Regions from separate parts of the Homo sapiens genome. Here region 2 is linked to region 1. A link is an interaction called in ENCODE POLR2A ChIA-PET data of the cell type or tissue named here. Cell type or tissue: GM12878. All regions are shown on one strand. Each heading gives the region's core, and the rest is flanking DNA. Links, peaks and the distances in the headings are about the cores only. Region 1 overlaps SCAF8 (SR-related CTD associated factor 8). Region 2 has its middle 37 kb from the start of TFB1M.

What was found. ChIA-PET counts read pairs that join two places held together with the same protein. Peaks named below come from ENCODE experiments on the same cell type or tissue, not always from the same donor. Only the 100,000 strongest peaks of a DNase experiment are listed, where the experiment ranks them.
Region 2: POLR2A ChIA-PET joins it to region 1 with 5 read pairs; 1 of 35 experiments calls an interaction of 5 or more read pairs at or near these places.

The regions. Positions count from the first base shown.
Region 1 is chr6:154,770,457-154,775,834 of GRCh38, forward strand. It overlaps SCAF8 (SR-related CTD associated factor 8), which reads left to right. Exons shown (of 20, transcript NM_014892.5): 2 at 3,533-3,616. Among named protein-coding and RNA genes, the nearest start is that of SCAF8, 40 kb to the left of the region's middle. In GM12878, for the core only: no CTCF peak of the experiment used is centred there; a DNase peak (open chromatin) is centred at 3,395; H3K4me3 peaks cover 833 bases; H3K27ac peaks cover 1,572 bases.
Region 2 is chr6:155,348,764-155,354,141 of GRCh38, forward strand. No RefSeq gene overlaps it. Among named protein-coding and RNA genes, the nearest start is that of TFB1M, 37 kb to the left of the region's middle. In GM12878, for the core only: no CTCF peak of the experiment used is centred there; DNase peaks (open chromatin) are centred at 2,778, 3,036 and 4,198; H3K27ac peaks cover 4,861 bases.

The sequences.
Region 1 (5,378 bases), core at 321-5,320:
GCTACTTGAGAGGTTGAGGTAGGAGGACCCGTTGAGCCTGGGAGGTCAAGGCTGCAGTGATCGGTGCTTATGCCACTGTACCACTCCAGCCTGGGTGACAAAGCAAGACCCTGTCTGAAGAAGGAGAAAAAAAAAAATTCTTAGAAAGTATGTGATGGGATCCTAATTCTTGTCGACCATTGTCATGAACAGATGGGTGCCTTTATGAGAACTTAAGGAGGAAGCATGTTTGCACTTCTACCAGGATTCATTTCCATTTGGGCAGCAGTTGGTCTTTGGTTAAACTGGTTTTTGTTGTTGTTGTTTTGACACAAAGCCTCGCTCTGTCACCATGCTGGAGTGCGGTGGCGTAATCTAGGCCCACCGCAACCTCCATCTCCCAGGTTCAAGCAATTCTCATGCTTCTGCCTCCTGAGTAACTGGGATTACAGGCATTTACCACTACACCTGGGTAATTTTTGCACTTTTAGTAGAGATGGGGTTTCGCTGTGTTGGTCAGGCTGGTCTCACACTCCTGGCCTCAAGTGATCCACCTGCCTTGGCCTCCCAAAGTGCTGGGATTACAGGTGTGAGCCACTATGCCTGACCTTGGTTAAACTCTTACTAAGTTAAATTTCATTAAAGGAACTTGCGTCCTTTGTCTCTTACTGTCAGTCAGCATCACCCTGTGACATATCTTTTAAAAAATCAAGTATTAGTTAAATAATCATACAAGTAAACATCAGATTACAGCAGTGAATGCTTCACAGGTATTATAAATGATAGCACAAAGAAAGCATAAAAGAGGGAGTATTGATCTGATTGGGGAGGTCGGGAAGCCTTTCCTCATTAGGTGATGCTTTAAGATGGATGGGTATGCATTAACTATTGGAGAGACCCTGGTAGAGAGTATTCCAAATAGAGGAAACAAGCCTATTTTAAAGGCCCTGTGGCAGGGACCTGAAAAAAGACGACTGTGTGTCTAGAATAGAAGGCTGGGACAATAGTGTAAGATGAGGCTGGAAAGGTAGACAGGAGTTAGAATGGACAGGGCCTTAAATATACAGGTTTTTTTGTATTTATCCAAAGAGTGGGAAGGCATCGACCATTTTAAGGGGGGTGGGTAGTAGGAGTGGGTGAGTGTCAGTTACCTGATCAGATTAGTTTTTGAAAAGATAGCTGTATTTTAAGTGAATTAATGCAGGAACAGAAAACCAAATGCATGTTCTCACAAGTGAGAGTTAGGCATTGGGTACTCATGGACATAAAGATGGCAACAGTAGATACTGGGGTCTGCTAGAAGAGGGAGGGAGGAAGGGGTTGAAAAACTGTTGGGCACTAAGCTCAGTACCTGTGTGATGGGAATTTTTTGTACCGCAAACCTCAGCATCACAAAATACACCCAGTGACAAACCTGCACATGTACCCCCGAATTCTAAAATAGAAGTTGGGGGGGAAAAAAAGAAAAGATAGCTCTAAACATGGTAGGGAGAACATACCGCATGTATTTAGACGTTGTTCTTCAGGTGAGAGATTAAGGTAAATTGGACTGTGGTCATGGTATGGTGGTTAGAATTTTGAAATACGAGTTGGTAGAGGGAGAGGAGACAAATATGGGGAAAAACTGGGCAGATTTCTGAGATACGAAGGGCAAAAATGAGTAGAATTGAATGCTATAAGTGGTGCTGAAGTAAAAGCTATGCAAGATTCCCTAAGTTTGTAGTTAATTAACCAAGAAATTCTGTTTGAATTGCGTTTAAAATCTGTTGAAGTTGTTTTTGCAGTGTTCTGATGGCCAAAGTTTAGTTTCGACTTCTAATTAATATCTTACAGTGTTATACTTAAAAATCAGCATCTCTGCATATAATAGAAGTTTTAATCAGTAATTGTCTGTTGCCTGATTCCCTCACACTAAAGTAGGATTCTTTCCCTTTGCTTATATGAGAAATTTCAAAACAAAGATTTGGAGGTAGGCCGGGCACTGTGGCTCATGCTTGTAACCTCACCACTTTGAGAGGCTGAAGTAGGCAGATTGCTTGAGCCCAGCAGTTCAAGACCAGCCCAGGCAACATGGTGAAACACCACCTCTACAAAACATATAAAAATTAGCCCATGTGGTGGCGTGTGCCTGTAGTCTCAGCTACTTGGGAGGCTGAGGTGGGAGTATCGTTTGAACCCAGGAGGTAGAGGCTGCAGTGAGCCGTGATCATGCCCTTGAACTCCAGCCTGGGTGGCACAGTGAGACCCTGTCTCAATCAATCAATCAATCAATCAATAAAGTGGGGGATGGGGTGGGATTATTGTTAAACATTAGAGCCCTTTTTTTGTTTTTTCTTTTTGAGACAGAGTCTCCCTCTGGAGTCTCCCAGGCTGGAGTGTAGTAGTGCAATCTCTGCTCACTGCAACCTCCACCTCTTGGGTTCAAGCAGTTCTCCTGCCTCAGCCTCCCAAGTAGCTGGGATTACAGGCGCCTGCCACCACACTAAGCTAATTTTTGTATTTTTAGTAGCGACAGGGTTTCCCCATGTTGGCCAGGCTGGTCTTGAACTCCTGATCTCAGGTGATCTACCTGTCTAGGCCTCCCAAAGTGCTGGAATTACAGGCATGAGCCACCTTGCCTGGCCAGAGCCCTTGATTTTTAAAAAAGTTTTATTGAGATACATACCATAAAATCAGTCAACTTAAAGTATACAATTCAGTGGTTCTGTGCAACCATCATCACGTTCCATTTTAAACTAATTTCATCATCCCAACAAGAAACACTCTACTCATCAGCAATGATTCCTCATTTATCTCCAGCTCTTTCAGCCCTAGACAACCACCAATAGATTTGCCCTTTCTGGATATTACATATAAATGGAATTATATAATATGCTGCCTTTTTCACCTGACTTCTCTAGTTTAGCATAATGTTTTCAAGGTTCATTCAGGTTGTAACATGTATCAGTACTTTTTTTCTTTTTATGGCTCATATTTCGTCGAATAGATACATTTGTTTACTCATTAGCTGACAGATATTTGGGTGTCTGCTTTTTTATGAATTTTAAATGAATTTTATGTGAATAGGGCTACAATGACCACGTGTACAGGTTATTATTATTTTTTCTTTCTTTTTGAACCCTCAGACGGGAAAAAGTATCATGTACAAGTTCTTTGTGAATACATGTTCTCAGTTCTCTTGGGTACATACCTAGAAGTGGAATTGGCTGGGTCTTACGTTAACTGTGTTTAATCTTTTGAGGAACTGTCAAGCTGTTTTCCAAAGCTGCTGCAACATTTTACGTTCCCACCAGTATTGTATGAGGGTTCCAGTTTCTCCACATCCTTGCTTACACTTGTTACTGTCTTTTTGATTATAAGCAAGTAAGTGTGAAGTGGTAGCTCATTATAGTTTTGATTTGCATTTGCCTTATGGGCAGTGATGTTGAGCTTGATTTGTAAAAGAAAAGCAGTATGTTGGTTTCATTGAGAATATAAAAATGAACATGTTTGGTAGTTTCATGTAATTGCTTGGAGAGTTTTGCTGTATGTAAATTTGTTCTTTTTTCATCAGTTGTATTCCCTGAATGACTATAAACCACCCATTTCGAAAGCGAAAATGACCCAAATTACTAAGGCAGCCATCAAAGCTATTAAGGTGAGTAATAAATTTTACTCTTCTATTTTCAAAAGAAAAAACTATATTAATAGTTTGGATGGGGGATAATTTTTTTATGGATTATATGTTCTTTTTCACTTTACAGTGTTAACACATATTGTGGAAAAACACAAAAAAGAAAATCTGTCACCTGTAGACTCTCCCACCTAGAGATAAACATTTAATGTTTATTATTACTCTTTTTTAGAGACAATGTCTTATTCTGTCACCCAGGCTGGACTGCAGTGCCACGATCATAGCTCACTGTGGCCTCGACCTCCTGGGCTCAAGTGATCCTCTTGCCTCAGCCTCCTGAACATTTAACATTTTGATAAATGTTCTTCCTTAAACATTCTTCCATAAATTTTTTGAAGCAGTCATTTTTCCTCACCTTTCTTAGATAATATTTTGCATATATCCACATTATGGAGAATGTGTTTAACACTGTCTTTTGCCACACTGTCTTTTGCCACAAGGTTCTTGGCAGAACCTTGAAATTTGAGTTGGTAAAAGTTTCTATATATTGATATATTCATTTTTTCTTATTGATTCTATTAATATTATAGATTTGAAAATAGGCCATTAAGGAAAACAGTTGTGACTCATTGTATCAGGTATTTGAACTGTGGGAAAAGGCCATAGACATTTAACCTTTGCTCTCATAAAGTAGGTTTTGAACCTATGTTAACTCATGAATAGTTCTGAAAATCTCAGGAAAAGGTTGGATCCTCTGGAGAAATAAACATATGCGCAAAATTTTATAGAAACTTTTTGGCAAAAGGATCTTTTCAAGCTCAGCCATAGATTTTTCCCCGAGAAGTTCTTGTCCCCTAGGCTAAGATTCCCTGAATTAGTAGGCCTCTTAAAATTGAGAATGAATGAGTACTTATTTCTAATTAAGTAGGTACTAACCTATGAATATTCAGTGATATGTTTTCCTGCCCTGAATTAAATTATTAACCGTAACCAAAAGCACCAACTATTTAAATTATCTTTTAAATAACAGCAGTGTATTAAATTTAACAGATTCCTATTTACTAGTAATTACTACTGGGTGAAAATTCAGATGATTCGTTGATTTTGCAGTTTTCTAGTGGCTAAAGCTTAGTTTTCAGACTTGTTAGTATCTTACATCAATAGTTAAAATCAGTGTACTTCCATGGCAGAAAATCAGAGAGAACGACAGTAACTATAAGCACATTGAAGCCAGGAAATGTTTCAAAGACATGATTATTTAGAGGATTTGATAGGCTCATTGTGGAATAATTTTATTCTCTTGTACTTTACTCTGCATTATGTGATTTTTATGATCATGATCATTTGAAAGTGTGGAAACGTGTATTTTTTTCTGTGAAAATTAGTAATTGATGCACTTTTCATAACTTGTTGAGCAGAGTACTTTCTTAATAGAGTTAATGAGGTATAGGTGCAAACAGTATTTTCTATTTTCAGATGTCAGACGGGTCTGAGAGAAATTAAGTAATTTGCAGTAGTAGGAGTAAATATAGCTAGAATTTTAAGCCAGAATTCTGTCAGTCAAGAGTCTAACTCTTTGGACACAGTGGGACACATCGTTAGTCCTAGCTGCTGGGTAGGCTGAGGCAGGAGGATCACTTGAACCCAGGAATTTGAGGCCAGCCTGGGCAACGCAGTAAGATCTTGGCTCTTAAAGTTTTTTTAAAAAAAGAAGTAATGTTTTTTAAAAAGAGAATCTTTATTATTATTATATATTTTATTATTTTGACTTACTGTTTTTAATGTT
Region 2 (5,378 bases), core at 257-5,256, 580 kb after region 1:
CAGTCCCACTGCAGTGGCAGTGGCAGAGAGGGGGATCTCTCTGGGGGATCTGTTACTGGGGGATCTGTTCAGGGAGTTGAGTTGCAGAGCTGCTACTGGCTCAATAGCCTTAGAAGGGGGTGGCTGGAGGCCCAGGCCTGGAGGACCTGCCTAGTAAGGAGATATGGGAAGAGGCACTCATGTGACAGTCTGGCCACTTTTGCATAGGGCTGCTGTGGTATGCTGGGGCTCTGCTCCACTTTCTAGACACCTCAAATTTTCTCAAATTTGGAGGTATAAACAGTAAAGGCTGTGAAACAGCAAAGATGGTGGCCTGCCTCTCCCTCTGGGAGCTGTGTCTCAGGGAGAGATCTGTTGCCAGCCTGAACGCACCTGTAGGAGGTACCCGGAGACCCCAGTTGGGAGGTTCTGCCCAGTGAGGAGAAATGGGATTGGGGATATCCTTTAAAAGACAGTCTGGTCACATTTTCATAGAGCAGCTGTGCTGTGCTGGGAATCTGCTCCAGCTACTTGTTGCCTTGGATTCTCTAAAGCCCAAAGGCTGGAATGGCTGAGTCACCCAAATAGCAGAGATGGTCACCTGCCCTGCCTGCTGGGAGCTCTGTCCTAGGGAGGTTTGAAACCACTGTCAGCTGGAGAACACTGCTTGGCATAGCTGAAGACCCCAGTTGGGAAGTCCTGCCCAGTGAGGAAGAATGGGATTGGGGACCTGCTTAAAGCAGTCTGGCTACACATTTGTAGAGCAGCTGTGATGTGCTGGGGGTCTGCTTTAGCCCCTGGTCACCTTGGACTTTCGGAGCTCAAAGGACAGAATGGCTAAGTCATCCAAATAGCAAAGATGGCAGCTTGTGCCTCCCTCTGAGTGCTCCATTCCAGGGAAGTTTAAAACCTCAGTTGGCTGGAGAACACTGGTAGGGGTAGCCGAAGGCCCTGGTTGGAAGGTCCTGCCCAGTGAGGAGGACTAAGATCGGAGGCCCACTTTAAGAAGCAGTCTGGCCACATTTTTGCAGAGCAGCTGGGCTATGCTGAGGGTCTGCTTCAGCCCCTAGTTGCCTCAAACTCTCCAAAGCCCAAAGGCCAGAACAGCTAAGTTGGCCAAACAGCAAAGATGGTGGCCTGCCCCTCCCTCTGGGAGTTCCATCCCAGGGAGGTTTGAAACCTCTTGTCAGCTGGAGAACACTGGTGGGGATAGCTAGGGATGGTGGTTGGGAGGTCCCGCCCAGTGAGGAGGAATGAGATGGGGGACCCTCTTAAAAAAAACAGCCTGGCCATGTTTTCATAGAGCTGCTGCGCTGTGCTGGGGACCCACTTCAGCCCCTGGTTACCTCAGACTCTCCAAAGCTAGAAACCTGGAATGTCTCAGTTGGCCGAACAGCAAAGGTGGTGGCATGCCCCTCCTTCTGGGAGCTCCATCTCAGGGAGGTGTAACACTGCTACCGGTGGCTGGCTGCAGTTCCAAGCCAGTGGGTCTTATCCCGCGAGGTGCCATGGAAGTGGGGTCTGCAGGCTGTTGCTGCTCAGCCCTTTTGATTCAGTTCCCTTCCTAGGGATATATTCAGGGGTCTAACCTCCCACTTTGTTGGAGTTGCAGCTGCTTTTGTTGGGAAGCCCAGAAAGCCTGGGTATCTAAGGCTCCCAGGTCTCTGCATGTGCCTGAGTGGCTGCTCTGCCAAGACTCCAGAGCTCTGTGCCAGACTGAAGGCCCTGGTGGCATGGGTTCACAGGGGGATCTCCTGACCTAAGAGTTGCAAAGATCCATGAGGGAAGCATGGGTTCCTGGGGTCACACATTCACTCACCACCTCCCTGGGTAGAGGAGGTTCCCCTGGCTCTGTGTTACTCCTGGGTGGGCTATCAACCTGCCTTGCTTTTCTCGATTCTCTGTGGGTTGAATTGTTTCTTTGATTAGACCCAATGCATTTACCTGGATGTATCAGTTGAAAATGCTGTATTTATGCACCCCTTCCATTCCTTTCTGTGAGAGCAGTGCACACTAGCTACTTCTAGTTGGCCATTTTCTCAGGTATTTCCTATATTCTCTTAAACCTTTCAGTCCTTCAACGCGCAGTCTCCCTCCTGCCTCAGGGCCTTGGCACATACTTTATTTTTCCTTGCCTGCAACGTTCTCATCTCTCTCTTGATCCCCCTCTCTGAACTTCCTCTAAGTTAATGTCTATTTATTAAAATCTCAGCTCAATCATTGCTTCTTTATTGACCCACAACCCCCCCAATCCCACAACTCTATCAGGTTCCCCCTTTTTATCTTTCCAGGTAGCAACTTCTACTTTTCCTTCTTATCAGTCATCATGATTTGTAATTGCTTACTTTTTAATGATTATTTAATCAATATTTCTCTCCTTTTGTTTACAAATTTTCTAGCACCTGGCCCAGTGAAGAACACTCAATAAATATAATTAAAGAAATATGTAAGAGAAGATAGAATTTTTATTGCACATTAACAAAAGAAATGAAAGAATCCACCTTTTTGAAAATTTAAAAATAAACCAAAATTTCTTATAGGCTGAGACATTGATCCATATAATTTGGTATAAACTTTGTTTGCTGATGAAGAGAGGGAAGTGGGGAGATGGGATGTAACTAATCTAGCAGCAATGAAAAAACAAAATTTTTCTGGTGAAATAAGTAATGGTTTTCTGGTTGAATAATTCTACACACAGAAAATGATTGATTAGAGTTTCCTGCAAGCCTGGGCTATGCAAATATAGCAGGTGTCTATGTATATGCAAGGCTTGAACACAGTCTTCAGTTACTTTTTTGGGAAAGCTGCCCCAGTTTAGTTTTGAGTCATATTTCTACATCTGTCACTATGTTCTAATCATTACCCAAACAGGTATCAGACATGACCACGTAGGCAAAATAAATAAATAAATAATAAAATTTAAAAAACCCAATTTTGGCTTTAAAGTGTCTCAGCATGGATAATGTGGATGAATGGATACATGTTCTAATCTACTTATATCTACTTATTTCTGTTTCAATTTTAAAAAGTGATAGAGCACTCATGAAGGCATAAGTATTGCCTAACAAGTTAACTGGAGCCTCAGTTAATATGTGCTACATTAGCTGAATGAATGAGTGAATGACTAAAATTTGACAGAAAAAAGATTGTGAGATCTGTGGGATTCTTTCCTTTCCTTTTCTTTTTCTTTCTTTCTTTCTTTTTCTTTTTCTTTTTTTTTTTGAGATGGAGTTTCACTCTTGTTGCCCAGGTTGGAGTGCAATGGCGTGATCTCGGCTCACCACAACCTCCGCCTCCTGGGCTCAAGTCATTCTCCTGCCTCAGCCTCCTAAGTAGCTGAGATTATAGTCATGCACCACCACGCCCAGCTAATTTTGTATTTTTAATAGAGATGGGGTTTCTCCATGTTGGTCAGGCTGGTCTTGAACTCCCGACCTCAGGTTATCTGCCTGCCTCGGCCTCTCAGAGTGCTGGTATTATAGGCATGAGACACCGCACCCAGCCAGATCTGTGGGATTCTTCACTTGATCTTGTGGCGATCTGAGATAACCAAAATCTATTTTGAGAATTAACTCTTCACTTAAGAGCTTCTAGTACAAACTACATGGTTCCTTTGGCAAGTACTTTTTATGTGGCACTAAAGATGCCCTAAGGAGCTTTAGAAAAATCAATGAGAAAGATCCACTTGGTTCCAGAAAGTGTTTTACATTTCAGGAAGGTCAGTGAATCAGTGTTTCTGGTTCATTTCAGCCTAACTGCATTCTATTTGAAGTAGTTTTTTAAATGGTCATCTCCTGATCACTTTTTCTTTTAGGTCTCATTAAGCTTAAAGGGCTTCACCTCAAAGGGACCCTGATCACTAAAAAGTTATTTCTGGATGGAGTGATGTTAGCCAGTTAGAGGATTGGGGGTCACTTGCTCTTATCTTCCCTCAGTAAGAATCCCATCCACAGAAAAAAGTCTCCTTCTGGGTCTCTGAGATTCAGGTAGAAGGCTGTGAAACCTGGTGGAGCCCAAGACCTAGGATAGTGGTTTTGAGAGTGCAGACCTGCACCTAGGTGTCAGACTGGCTGACTGTGCTTCTGAGTTCAAACCTCAAACCAGCCCCATTCCCTAAAGGCTTGCCTTGAACCTACAAACAAAACAATTTTCCAAAGGGTCCAGGAGGAATCATGCACACTATTGCCTCAGCAGAAAGGCTCATCTGCTTGCTGACATCAGTTTCAGTAGTAGACTTGAAAGTTATCCTGCAACTTGGCTCTAGTCCCTTTCAGCTGTGTTCCCAGCTTAGTATTGCTCACACAGGATGCAGAGGGAGACTCACCCATTTGAGTTACTGAGACAGACTTACTGGCCTCTGTCTTCACAGATTTTGAAGGGGCCCAGTCTTGGTGCTAGTACTTCTCTGCCCCAGCCTGGGAGATATTCTTTCCACACAGGGAACTGTTGGGATATTTACCTGTCCAAGCCTTTGTGACAGGTTTTTAAGTCTCTGTCCCACCGAAAATCATGAAGGGGCTCAGTCTCAGTTCCAGTTCTTCACACTGCAGTCAGGAAACGATCCTGCCTTTGCATGGAACTGCTGGGAGACACACCTATCTGAGCCACTTGGACAGGCTTGCCAGCCTCTGTTGCACAACACATCCTGAAGGGACCCTGTCTTGGCTCCAGCCCCTCTCTGCCATGGCCTGGGAGTAATTCTGTCTACACAGAACTACTAGCCAGTCTGAACCACCAGGACAGTCTTGCCAGCCTCTGTTCCACAGCAGATCCTGAGTGAATTTTGACAACAAGCAGTCACTAGTTCTGCTACATCAGGGAGTTTAAAGCCCACCTCAGACCCTTCTCAGAGAGAGAGGCAAATCTCAACTGTACATTTGTACTGAGTATAGCAGTTGGTTCATCTGTCCCAATCCACATTACCTCAAGACTCCTCCTACAGCCCTGTTCAACTGCTGGATTCAAAGAGTGATACCACCTGATCAGAGAATACTCCTATTTCAGCCAGATCACAGGCAATTGCAATTCTGATTCCATAGCTCAGTCTGACTTCAGAATTAAGCCAGTGGTCTTTTTGGATAGCAGAACCAAGCCAGTTGCCCCACACAAATTCAGAGCAAAGGTAGCAGCCCAGTCATCTAGAGAACCTGAGAGCAAGCTCTGCCTGCCCAGAGTCATTACTAGCTGACCAATCTAGAAACATAGGCTAGAATAAACAGTGAAGGTCTATTCCTGCCAAAGAACACTTGTGAAGGCTGGAAAAGGTGGCAGTCTCCACAAATGTGTAAATACCAATGCAAGGATACAAATATTACAAAGACTCAGAAAATCATGACATCTTCAAAAGAAACAGAGCTCCAACAATGGACCCTAAAGAAAGGGAGATCCATGAAATGACA